3 separate regions of the Homo sapiens genome follow, and regions 1 and 2 are each linked to region 3. A link is a loop called in an ENCODE intact Hi-C map of the cell type or tissue named here. Cell type or tissue: natural killer cell. All regions are shown on one strand. Links, peaks and the distances in the headings refer to the core of each region. The heading gives the core; the rest is flanking DNA.

Evidence for each region. A loop is a pair of places that touch in the nucleus more often than their neighbours do. Peaks named below come from ENCODE experiments on the same cell type or tissue, not always from the same donor. Only the 100,000 strongest peaks of a DNase experiment are listed, where the experiment ranks them.
Region 1: a loop joins it to region 3, with 5 times the contacts of the local background. A loop is called at or near these places in 23 of 110 quality-filtered maps.
Region 2: a loop joins it to region 3, with 21 times the contacts of the local background. A loop is called at or near these places in 79 of 110 quality-filtered maps.

What each region holds. Positions count from the first base shown.
Region 1 is chr12:91,989,592-91,993,402 of GRCh38, reverse strand. LINC01619 (long intergenic non-protein coding RNA 1619) reads left to right here. Exons shown (of 5, transcript NR_132341.1): 2 at 1-33. Among named protein-coding and RNA genes, the nearest start is that of LINC02404, 120 kb to the right of the region's middle. In natural killer cell, for the core only: no CTCF peak of the experiment used is centred there; a DNase peak (open chromatin) is centred at 1,782.
Region 2 is chr12:91,380,633-91,384,443 of GRCh38, reverse strand. The region is part of intron 4 of LOC105369896 (a long non-coding RNA gene); the gene reads left to right. Among named protein-coding and RNA genes, the nearest start is that of LINC02823, 56 kb to the right of the region's middle. RefSeq lists enhancers at 1,887-2,718, 2,719-3,552. In natural killer cell, for the core only: CTCF peaks have their summits at 2,015 and 2,225 (motif pointing left); DNase peaks (open chromatin) are centred at 2,243 and 2,843; H3K27me3 peaks cover 385 bases.
Region 3 is chr12:92,568,826-92,572,636 of GRCh38, reverse strand. The region is part of intron 1 of LOC105369905 (a long non-coding RNA gene); the gene reads right to left. Among named protein-coding and RNA genes, the nearest start is that of LINC02397, 100 kb to the right of the region's middle. RefSeq lists an enhancer at 1,986-2,115. In natural killer cell, for the core only: a CTCF peak has its summit at 2,135 (motif pointing right); a DNase peak (open chromatin) is centred at 2,086; H3K27ac peaks cover 363 bases.

The DNA of each region.
Region 1 (3,811 bases), core at 758-3,257, 580 kb after region 3:
TGAATGTCTGCTGTTCAAGCCACCCAGTCAATGGTATTTTGTTATGGCAGCCCCAGCTGACCAAGAGAGCGCATATGAATTTAATGAGCATTGAGAAAAGCTAATGTTTTTCATTTTTTCCCTTAGAAGCATCTATCGATCTTCATTTGAAATTATGTGTCAGAAACTGCAATAATAGAAGTAAAGAGAATGGGCTAGGTAATGTAAGAATAGGGCTAAGGTTATGTAAGTGAGGGAGAGTTTCGAGAGAGGAATTTCAGTAGCCTTTAAAATTTTAAATAAAATACGCTCTATAAACCAAATGCATTAGTTAAGGAGCTGTGGGCATCAGTTTCTCCTTATAAAGATTGCATATACCTTTTAGTTAACATCTTGGACAAGTCAGGAATGATTCCTTTCCTCCAGGGTGTCCTGTGGAATGTCTACCTTGTCTCCCTCAACATAGAGGAACTATCGACCATTTTCCATTAAATAGCCTAGAATTAGGTGTGTTTCAGAATCACGTGTATATATGTACATGGTGGTTGGATGTGGGTGGATTCGGAAGGACTTGTTAAGATGCCCATGCCTGAATTCCTCCCAGATCCACTAAATCAGAATTGTCAGCTGTGGTGCCCAAATTACCTAAGTTAAAAACCACTCCAAGCGCTTCTGATACATACCAGACTTGACATCCATAGACCAATGTTCTCATTCATTGATACACATATTCAAGTTTACTACCTAGGCAGATCTTTCTATAGGTTATATATGTGAGTTTAAAAATGGGTACATTTAATTTTTATAAATGGAAGTCCATTTAAGACATTTTGGGCCAATGGTTTTGAGGAGAGCTCATTAGCATACCAGCTGAGCTGCCCCATTCCCTCATTGCACACCTTCCTTCTGCCTTTGCCATAGGTTGCTTAGTTTCTCAGTCTGCCTGTCTGGTCTGAGTTAGAAAGAAAAATGGGCATCTCACAGTTCCTAGCAATTTATTTTGCAAAAGAATGCAGTAGAGATTTCTATTTTAATGTAAAAAAATCCTTTGAGTAAATAGTTTTCCCTCTCTCCAATATATTTTCTTATTATTCTGTATATTTAATAATGGGATTATATGTTATAAACACATGCTTAGACATCCAAATATATGCACAGATGGAAAATATCAAGCTTGCAGGAAAGGTCCATCCCCCAAACACAATTTTAAGGGGTTTTGCCTTTGTTTTCTCTAAGGAATACAAAAGTCAGACTTGAAAAAAAGGAGGTTTAGGGAATTCTGTCACTATTTTCCTAATTTCCAGCAAATGCTAATTCTGATGTTGTTTTTTTGATTTTTAGTGGCCTTTAGAGAATTCTTGGGGTTGAGGGTGGGTAGGAAGCGGATTGAGGATGGGGGAGAGTTCCTATCTGATGTCTGACCAATGAATTGTTAGATAAACTAGTCATGTAGAAAACAGCTTGATTTATCTAAGAGAGATAATAGTGACTCCCAGGATCCAGCCTGCCCTGTAACAACCCAGAGGACTTCTTTCCTGAGGTTTACAGAATACACTGATTGGTCAATCAACTAGATGTAGTAAATATGTAAAAATTATATTCCAAAAATTTTGTAAAAATAGTAAAATAAGTACATATTTTTGGAAGAGTATGTGGGGAAAAAGTAATGCAGAGGAAAAAAAAGAAGGGAGAAAATATGGGCCAAGGTGCTGCTTTCAGAATCAGACACATGTGGATTAGATTCCAGTGTTAGTTGTTGTATGCCCTTGGGTAGTTATGTCACATTTCTAAGCCAATGTTGTCATCTGTTAAATGGGAACAATGTCTCCCTCACATGGCTATGGTAAGGGTTTGCTAAAGTATTTATTTTACAGTCTGTAAAAGGATTCAGAAAAATGCTTGATATACAGTAGCTGCTAACACAATACATCTGAGATAATAGTATTACATTGCTGGCAGCAGAGAGTGGTAGCCACTAAGTATATTTTTTTCTGGACATGCAGTCCTGACTTTGAACCCCTTTTGGTTTGAGGCAGAATTACTGCTATTGGCATTTCTAGCACTAAGTCTACATGATATTTTAAAGAATTTGTTGAGAGCTCTTAAATTATTACTATTATTATCAAGAAATAGATTTGTTATGTCTGTTTTCTTGATTTATTAACTGAAATTCTGTAATCCTTGCCTTAAGCTTACAAGCGTTCTTAGTTTGATTTTTAAAATACCCTCAGAAACCATTAATGTTCACAAGAAATAAGAAATCTTTGCAATAATATTTCATTGTATCATCGTACTTTTTCTTTCCTGAAAAACCAATGAAGAATGGCAGTTTTATAGGTAAAACAGTAGTTAGCCTTTATATGGATGACATTTTCCCAAAAGCCTAGAAAAATTTCACATTTGCAGAAAAATACTCTGTTCCCATATTAAATCTGATTAAAATTCAAATCTATATTAACATCTCATAACTTTTTGAAAAAAGTGAATGCCACACTTAATGGAAAATGCTCACTGTCTGTCCTCACTGCTTTTGTGGGCTTCCTAGCAAGGCTGTACTGGGATCCAGGAGGGCTGGATCACAGCTACATCCTTGTTAAAACAGTCAACCGGCATGAATGTTGGCCTTTAGTTTTTCCTTCCTTTCCCCTCTCCCATCCCTACATTGTTTCAGCTGCCAGCTCCCTAATATTTTTTTCTGAAGCAAGGGAAAGGAAAGGGCAAAAATGACTTAGAAAGAATAACATTTCTTTCTATGGACTTAAATAGAACATTCAACGCAAAACATCCTGTGTTTTCTTTTAGTTGATGACACATTGACTGTAGGAATGAATGAACTAAAAACCAGGGCTTGATTTTCAAATGGGGGTTATTTTAGTTGCATACTACCTGATCAAGAGAAAGTTGTTCAACTATTTTAAATTATAACCTGTTGGTTTCTCCTCTGTACTCCTGATCTCCTTATCTTGCTGTGCGTTTCTTTTCTCCATTTTACATATCACCTTCTAACATGTGTTTATTATGTTTTTTGTTTATTTTCCCACTCTCCTGGCCATGATGGAAGTCCATGAGAGCAAGCATCTTTGTCCGTTTGGCTCACTGTTGGATTCCCTGTTTTAAAAATATCACCCGGCCCAGCGTAGGTGCTCAATAAATATTTGCAGCATGAATTAATGAAATAGTTTCTTTCTCAGTGTCTTTTTCTATACAATTATGCAGAATATAACTGGTACAAATATGGTACAAAAACATCTTATAAATGTGCGCTTATACCTAGTAGATACATTTGAAAGTACAGCTCTGCTGGGAGTGTACATATCTTAGTTGGTGAAGAAGAGATAATAAAAGAGTTAGATTAAAAAAAAAGCACTTTGTCACTCTCTATTCTCTTATTTACTCTGCTTTATTTTTCTTTGAACCCTGAATCTTAATACCCAACATAATATATTTATTTGCTGATTGTCTACTTCCCCATACTAGAATGTAAGCTTTTTAAGGACAGGATCTTGTGTGTTTTGCTCACTACTATAGCCCCATTCCTTGGACTCATGCCTGATACAGAGTAAGCACCCAATACATATTTATTGAATGAATAAATGTATGTTTGAATGAGTGTGTTTGTTTCAGACTGTATTCATGTCTGGCTCTTGCTCTATATACAGACTCTTTGGAATGATCGTTCACTAAGAGCTTGGTACTGTTGAGGTGGATGATGGGTGGGGAGATAAAGGGAAGAAAATGACCAAGATTATACTAGTATTTTTAAATTTTTTTATTAATTGTGAAAAAGATGTCTCAATCATTATATATGTAGTATAGTGTGAGCCTAGGGACG
Region 2 (3,811 bases), core at 758-3,257, 1.2 Mb after region 3:
TGAATGATCTTTGCCAAGTCCCTCAACTTAGTGTTTACAAAACTTCAAAATGTTTACTTAATATAATAATGACAAATCCCAGAGAGTTTTGTGAAGAATAACATAAAAGTCAGAAGGGCTTGCTTTGTTAATGCTAATTAACCCATTTGTGCCTGAAGCTGCAATTTTTTGAATTTTTGCAATCAGATCTTGGTGATGACCTTGAGCAGCAGGATATAAATAACTCCCAGATGCTTAGCGTTCCAATAATGGAACACTAGGCATAAATGGATCAGGACACCTGTCCTAATTCCATTATAGGATTGTACTGAGGAACGAATGCAGTGATAAATAACACAGTTGTTAGAAAATATAAACTATGGTCTTTTGTATAATGCAAATCTCAGATATGTTAGAAATGGCTTTTGTATTATTTATCTTAATCTAACGTAGTTTTAACTCCAAGACTCAATTCTACCATATTGCCAAGAATTCCTCTAGCCTTTTCAAAATAGCACCAGAGACTGGGAGCCTTAAATCTTCATGAAAATAGGGAAGAAGCTGATGTTCTGGCTAACATGGTCACTTCTGATTTTTTCACTATCCAGAAGATCCCCTTGACATCTGGCAGTTCTCAAGTGCTTGTGTACCAGTCTCAGGTGGGAATCTTTGGTCATGTTTGGAACGAACCCAGCTGTGGTCCCATCTCCTGGTAGCCATCTCTCACTTCTGCGGGCTCCTGACATCTAATATTCAACTCTGGAGTCATCCTGCCTTCTCCCACATTCATCTGAGGACCAGGGCTGTGGTTCCACTGCCCTAGGGCCTATGACCAATGAGCCTCTCTCCTCTGGGGGAAGACTCTCCACCCCTGGCTTCTACAAATTCTTCCTTGTCTTCTTTACTGCATGGGCAGGTGGGACAGGATGATTTCTTTCCATTTCCCCATCTCTTCTTCTCTCACTGGGCATCCTGATGGTGGCACAGGGGCAGCTAGGTGTCAGGGCTGGGACTTGAGCAACTCAATAGCTGACAGGCTCAGGGAGATAGGGAAATACATCACTGACAGCCTCGGCCTCTTCCTCTACAATCACCTCATTCTATTTCCAAACTCAATGCTGGACTCCCTCTCATGGGTTGTTGCACATTTGGTGATGAATTTCTTTAACTGGCTCTAGGCCAGGATGATAAAGCAAAGACTATAAAACACACAGAATTACTGCAAAGAAACAGAACCCACATTCTTTCCAGATATTGCATGTTGAAAACTACATATCCGTAGTCATCTGGAGATTTCGTTGTTTAGGAATACAATTCCTAGGTGGATTTTTCTTTTTCTTTTATTATTATAATTATTATTGTCAAAGGAAACTATTATAAACTGAATGCAATAGAAAAAAAAGGGTCTACTACCACTTTTAGTTTCTGTAGTATTGGTTAATGAATATGATACTCCTCTCTACAGCCCCTCTCCCCAACATCCATGTTTTATGGCAAAAGATTATAGGCTCATAAATGCAGCTGGGGCCAATAATTGATGAATGCAATATTTTATGACAGATTATGCATTTCCTTAGACAGGTAACTGTTACAGAAATATTGCTTCTTGATTATAACCAATCAGATAATAAAAATATGTTTCAGTTTTACTGAGATGTTTGATTTTCTTAGGTCTTGTTGTGCCACACCAGGAATAAAGCTTAATTAAGGATTCATTTACTAATTGTTTATCATAAAAGCTATATTCAAGGGAAAAAGTTACATTGAATCCATAGTTTTCTGGGAGGAGAACATGGGAACAGTCTGTTTGTGACCTGTATTTCTCTGCCAACTTCAGGACTTGGTAACCTATACAGGTTTCCTATGTGAGAGGTTAAAGTGTGGGTCCTTCTGTTTCCTAAAAAGGAAGCCTATAAAGCACCACATCATCTTTTAATTATTTTCCATACAATAAAGCCAGTTTAAGGCCATGAAATGGCCTATGAGCTCCTATGTGTTATGTAACATTTTCAGTGGTTACTGTAGCAACATTTTGTCCTTTATGGCATTTCATTTCCATATAAAGTAATCTGCATTGTTATGGGATGCTTTGTCCCATAGTGATGACCATAAACCATGCTCAAGGGTCTCAAACACTGACTCCCCACTCCCTTTTGTTCTACCTGAAAGGCGCCTACTAAGCTTCTTCTTTTAGTGACTATTAAAGGGGGAAGGATGCCCTGAAGAGGTTCGTCCGCTGTCCAACAGCGACCCCTAGAGGCACAATGCCTTGAAAGTGGCCAAAACCTCCAAAACTTCAATGCTTTTCTCCAATCAAGTGCTGCTGTAATTTGCTTACCTTGAGAACTATCACAGCATTAATCAAGACCTGCCTTTACTCTGAAAACATGGGCTGCTTTTGGTGCCCAAAAACGAAAGCCCAAAGTTTCGGGAGCTTTACTACCTACTATCTACTACACATACATTTGTTTTCTCTTTGTGAGATTTAAGGGAACCGTGGAAGAATTGCTTTTTATTCATCATCAAATAAGCATAATAACAAATTTGGGCATAGTCAAGATACAACGCCTTTGATGGCTTTTCGTTAGTTTTTTGTTTTTGTTTTGTTTTGTTTTTCGCTTGAAAAATAAGTTAAAATCTCAGGAAGAAAGAAAGAAAATCCTAGCGCTTTTTCTTTTCTGAGCTTGCAACTGTTTGTAGCTCAGGCACCCGGATGATTCATCCCATGAAAGCCTTGAGCGCTCCATTTGTTTTGTAGATTTCACTACTCCCTTTGTTCCGCTTCAAACCTTTCAGAGGGCTGAAATGCATTATTACCTTGTTAAAGCTCAACCAAAATCATTTCTACAGCCTGAAGCTGTTTTGACGTGGGTTGAGTATCTCACACAAAAGAATTGCTTTTGTTCCCAGAAGCTCTTATTGGCTGAGTGGCCTTTGCTCTGAGCCAATCAGAAGCTAGTTGTTAGGCTTGGCTGGCTATTTTTAGCCCAACACGCAAAAACACTTGGTCTTGGAGGGGGTCGGCTGGAGAGTGAAAGGCCCTGTAGTAAAAGCCAACAGCTAAATGCATTTTGGATGTCAAGGCGCGTTTGACATTTTCTCTTTAATTCCTCATACGCTGTTACATTAGCATGTGTTTTTCGTAAACAACAAACTTAGAGCTGCATTTCCCAGTCCTGAATTATCCATTTAGTAAAGAGACAGAAAGGCTAAGAAACAGCATTCCCCTTTTATCCAAAAGCAACGCACGGTAGTATCTAGTTATTTCATAACGCAAAAAAAAAAAAGTCAGTTACCGTATTGAGAATACTAAGGTGTTTTTGCCAAAGAATTTTTATGAATTTTCATCTTGAGTTAGAAATTTTCAATGCCTTGCTCATAATGAATTATAGAGTCCTAAAATAATCTTTTCCTCTTGCCCTTTAAATATGTATATAATTACACGAACGAGTATACACATGATGTGTAGCAATTAAAATAATAAATGCTGAGTGTGTTTCATGCATTGAGAAAAAGCATTCTTTTGAGCATGTTCTTCCATTTAAGCCATTACTCAGAGGGCACAAGAAGTATTTTTCCCAAATGCGCTTCAAGAGACAGGGCATTAAAACACACAATTTGTTAATTATCCGATATTATCAGGAAATGAAAGTTGCCAAACGGGAAAAGCCAGGCTCTTAAACTTTGATTTTCCCTCAGCAGTCTATTCAACTGGGCTTATATAAGGAGGAGACAAGCTGAACCCAAATTTTACAACACAAAGCAATTTTTATTGGCAGCAAGGGAGACCCCTTCCTGAAAAAGAAAGAAAAAACCCAAATCTATGTCTAAT
Region 3 (3,811 bases), core at 596-3,095:
ACGAATAGCTCCAGCTATGACTATGAAGAGCTACTTTAAAGTTATTAACCATTCATTTAGCAATTATTTACCAATACCTCCTTTATTATAGGCAATGTGCTGCTGAACAACAGAGACATGGCCTCTGACCTCATGGTGGAGGAGAAAAAAATTCAAATTATACAAATAAACATATAATTACAAACTGTGCTATGTGCTATGATGAAAAGATGCAGAAAAGTGGGAGATCATATCACAAGGAGGCCTAACCTAATCTAGCGATCAGAAAAGACTTCCTGGAGGCAGTGGCAATTGAGTCAATATCAGAGGGATGAGTGTAGTTAACTAGGAGGAAGGCAGGGGGAATGAGAGAAGAAAATTACTGGAAGAATGATGAGCATGTACAAAGGCCCTGAGGCAGAAGGAAAGAACTTTGAGTCTGTGGTAGTTGGACACTGCTGGCCCATGGGATAAATTTAGTTTGTAAATATTTTTCTGTTTTGGCTCACAGACTCTTTTGTGAAGATTTGAGCCCCAAAGAGTAAATATTCTGATTTCAAGCTCCTCTTGAATCATCAAATGATGTGGCAACCCTGGTCCCTGTGGGCTTCATGGCTGCAATGACAAGTGCTAAGTATCTGGCCAGTTTTTTTGGTTGTTTGTTTTGGTTTTGCGACGGAGTCTCACTCTGTTGCCAGGCTGGAGTACAGTGGCGTGATCTCGGCTCACTGCAACCTCTGCCTCTCGGGTTCAAGCGATTCTCCTGCCTCAGCCTCTTGAGTAGCTGAGACTACAGGCATATGCCACCACGCCCAGCTAATTTTTTGTATTTTTAGTAGAGATGAGGTTTCACCGTGTTAGCCAAGATAGTCTTGATCTCCTGACCTCAAGTGATCCGCCCACCTCAGCCTCCCAAATTGCTGGGATTACAGACATGAGCTACCGCATCTGGCGGTATCTGGCCAGTTTAAGTGAGGCACACACTCTCCATTTCATCAGTCTTCCTACTCCTAATTTTCTCCCTAACATCAAAGCAAGGCTTCAGTTATCGTTTATCATCATATTTGCACTGTTGCTTTTCTTATAGTGGATAATTGTTTCTTGATATTGTTGTCTCCACCAAAAATTAAAGATAGACCAAGAGGATCACGTGCTTTTCCTCAAACTCAGTGTGTGCCGTTCATGTACTTTATGGCTTGGTGACTGTGGACATTTAAATTTCCCCTGCTCTTACTTTGGAGGAAACAGAATAAAGGCCCGTAGGGTGTCTCACTATGTAACTGTCTAAAATCTGTTGACTGTTTTCTCTGCTACCAACGCTTAGTGAGAATGGGAAGTGAACTCCACTCCCTGGGCAAGCAGGGAGAGCTGAATATCTAATTGATTTTTAGTCAAAGATATAAAAAAATCCTAGCTCCACTCTTCTAAAATGTAAGACTGCACTTGTTTTTAATTGCTACTCAATATATTAAGAATTTATACTATATTAAGCAAAACAGATCTCCAGATCCCCTGCCCTGGAGAACATATGCTACTCATTTTTTTCTTTGTTGGAGAAATTAATCTTGCCATCTCCAAACCCTTGTTTCTTACATATTAGCAAGACATTAAAAATTAATTTTGAATGTTTCCTAAACACTTAAAAACACGTCACGTAAGTGCAGGTATCTCTGGTATCATGAAGAGCCCTGGTCTGTGACCTAAGAAACAGTTTGCAGTTAGTTTTGCACAGTTAATATGTTACCCAAAGATAGAGTGTAAGTCATGCCACATATTCAGAGCACTAGAGGAACTCACTGGGGGAATTTGTGAATTATTTTGTAAAGTAAAGAACTTGAAGGTAATATGCAAAGTCGCTCAATATATTCTTTTTGTAAGAACGGAGTATTCTATTAGGAATTAATACAGTGTCTTTGCACTATATATGTGCTATGATGCCTAAAATATCCGTTTCCTTATATGTAACCAAAATTACTGATGGAGTTCTATTTATGTTTGCCTTATGCATCCTGGTCTACAGTTTTTCCCTTGCTTTCTTTTCTTCTTTCTGCCATGTGTCACTAAGCCCTGCTACACATCAAATCTTCAGCTTAAACTCAACCAGCAGAGGGTGCTGTTTGAGCACTTTAAATGGACTCCTCATCTTTTTGTTTTCCAAAGAGAACAATATGGGAATAATAGGCTGGGATGATATTCAATAGGCAAGATGCTGGCAAGAGAGTATGCATCAGTGATCAGGTTTCAGTATCGTTTTGCAGAAAAATCCCTTTGTTCTCTGCTGCACAAAAGGACATTCTTTGCAAAATGCACATACAGTTTCTGGTGATAAATGCATGTGTTTAAAGGTAGATGGTGATAAATGCATGTGTTTAAAGGTAAGATGAAGGGGGTGCTGGTGGTAGAGTGGAATCGGCTTCTAAATTTACTAAGTACTTGTATCCCTTTTAGGCTTGGTGTTCTGAATCAAGATATCAGCCCCACGTGTTCTCAGCTTGCTGGTAAATGATCATGAATAATTCCTGTAGTAGCAAATGACATAATAAAATAATCAGGCATTCCCTGCCCTTTGTAGATCAATGAGCACAGATGTCTCCAAATGGAAGGCGATACTGGAGAACACTCTACATCTTGTTGGGTTTGAACATTAGAGAATTAATGGCTGTTTATCAAAATAAAGTGAGCATCTCCCTGTCCTGAAATCATGTTCAGCATTAAATATATTGTAGAAGAATACTTTGTCGCTTAAGTTTTACATAAATTTGATCAACTGTGTCTAATAGTGGATTGCACATGTCTTAGTAACATTTGTATACTTGAGTTTTTATATTAACCATTTAAAAATTTTATCAAAAAGAGAAAATTCCATATAACAACAATAACAAAAGACAAAAGCACTCCAGCTGAAGAGTAATCATTCCTGTCCCACTCCTCTTATCCTCAATGTCTCTCCACACATGTAACTTTTAATTTTTATAGCATTTTTTGGTTAGTAACCTCTCTATCTCTGAATAATATGCTTACATTGATAACTCTTGAGTTATTAGTTTTATATATGATATTTGTTTTCCTACACTGACAGATGAGAATGTAACTTAAGTCACTCAATATCTCCCGTTAGTCATATTTCTATTTTAGACCTTTATTGGTTATGTAAGGAAAACATTTGTTCCTTTAACAGTAAGCAATTTATTGTGAGTCCTCATCTTTTCAGTCCTTTTCTTCCACTTCCATCTCCCAATAAAAAGGCATTCTTCCTTTTTCTTGAGCATCTAGTATTGCTGATGTGAAATTTAATGCCAGCTTGATCCTCATTCTTTGGCAGATAACCTGCTTTTCCTTTCTGCTTTTTTCTTGAAGTCATGATCCTAGATGGAAGTCTTCTTACAGCCACTGGCGAGCTCTTCTGATCTGAAATCTTGTATTTCAGCTATACAAACTCTCCTCTATCATTCACATTAACAATTTGCTTCCCTCCGTTTTTGCTGTTCCTACATGATGTTGAGATTAGTAAGATTTGCCTTCTGCTCTCTAATTGTAATTCCATCATCTTTGTCTGTAACTTTGTAAATCAATGAATAGTGTTTACACGGGGACTCAAAACAGTATTGTTTATCACAGTGTCAAGAAGTGTGCTGTTATATTTCCTGTCTTGTACAGCTTTTAATTTTTCTGAAGTTGCTAACTGGCTTTTTAAAAGTACTATTTGCCTTTATTACGTGCCCAACTTTTTTGTCCATTGCATCAGAGATTTGGTTAAAATTTTTCCAGAAACTTCCTTCTTCTGAAGCTACTTCAGGGAAGAGTGCTTCATCCTGTTACTCTTGTCTGTACT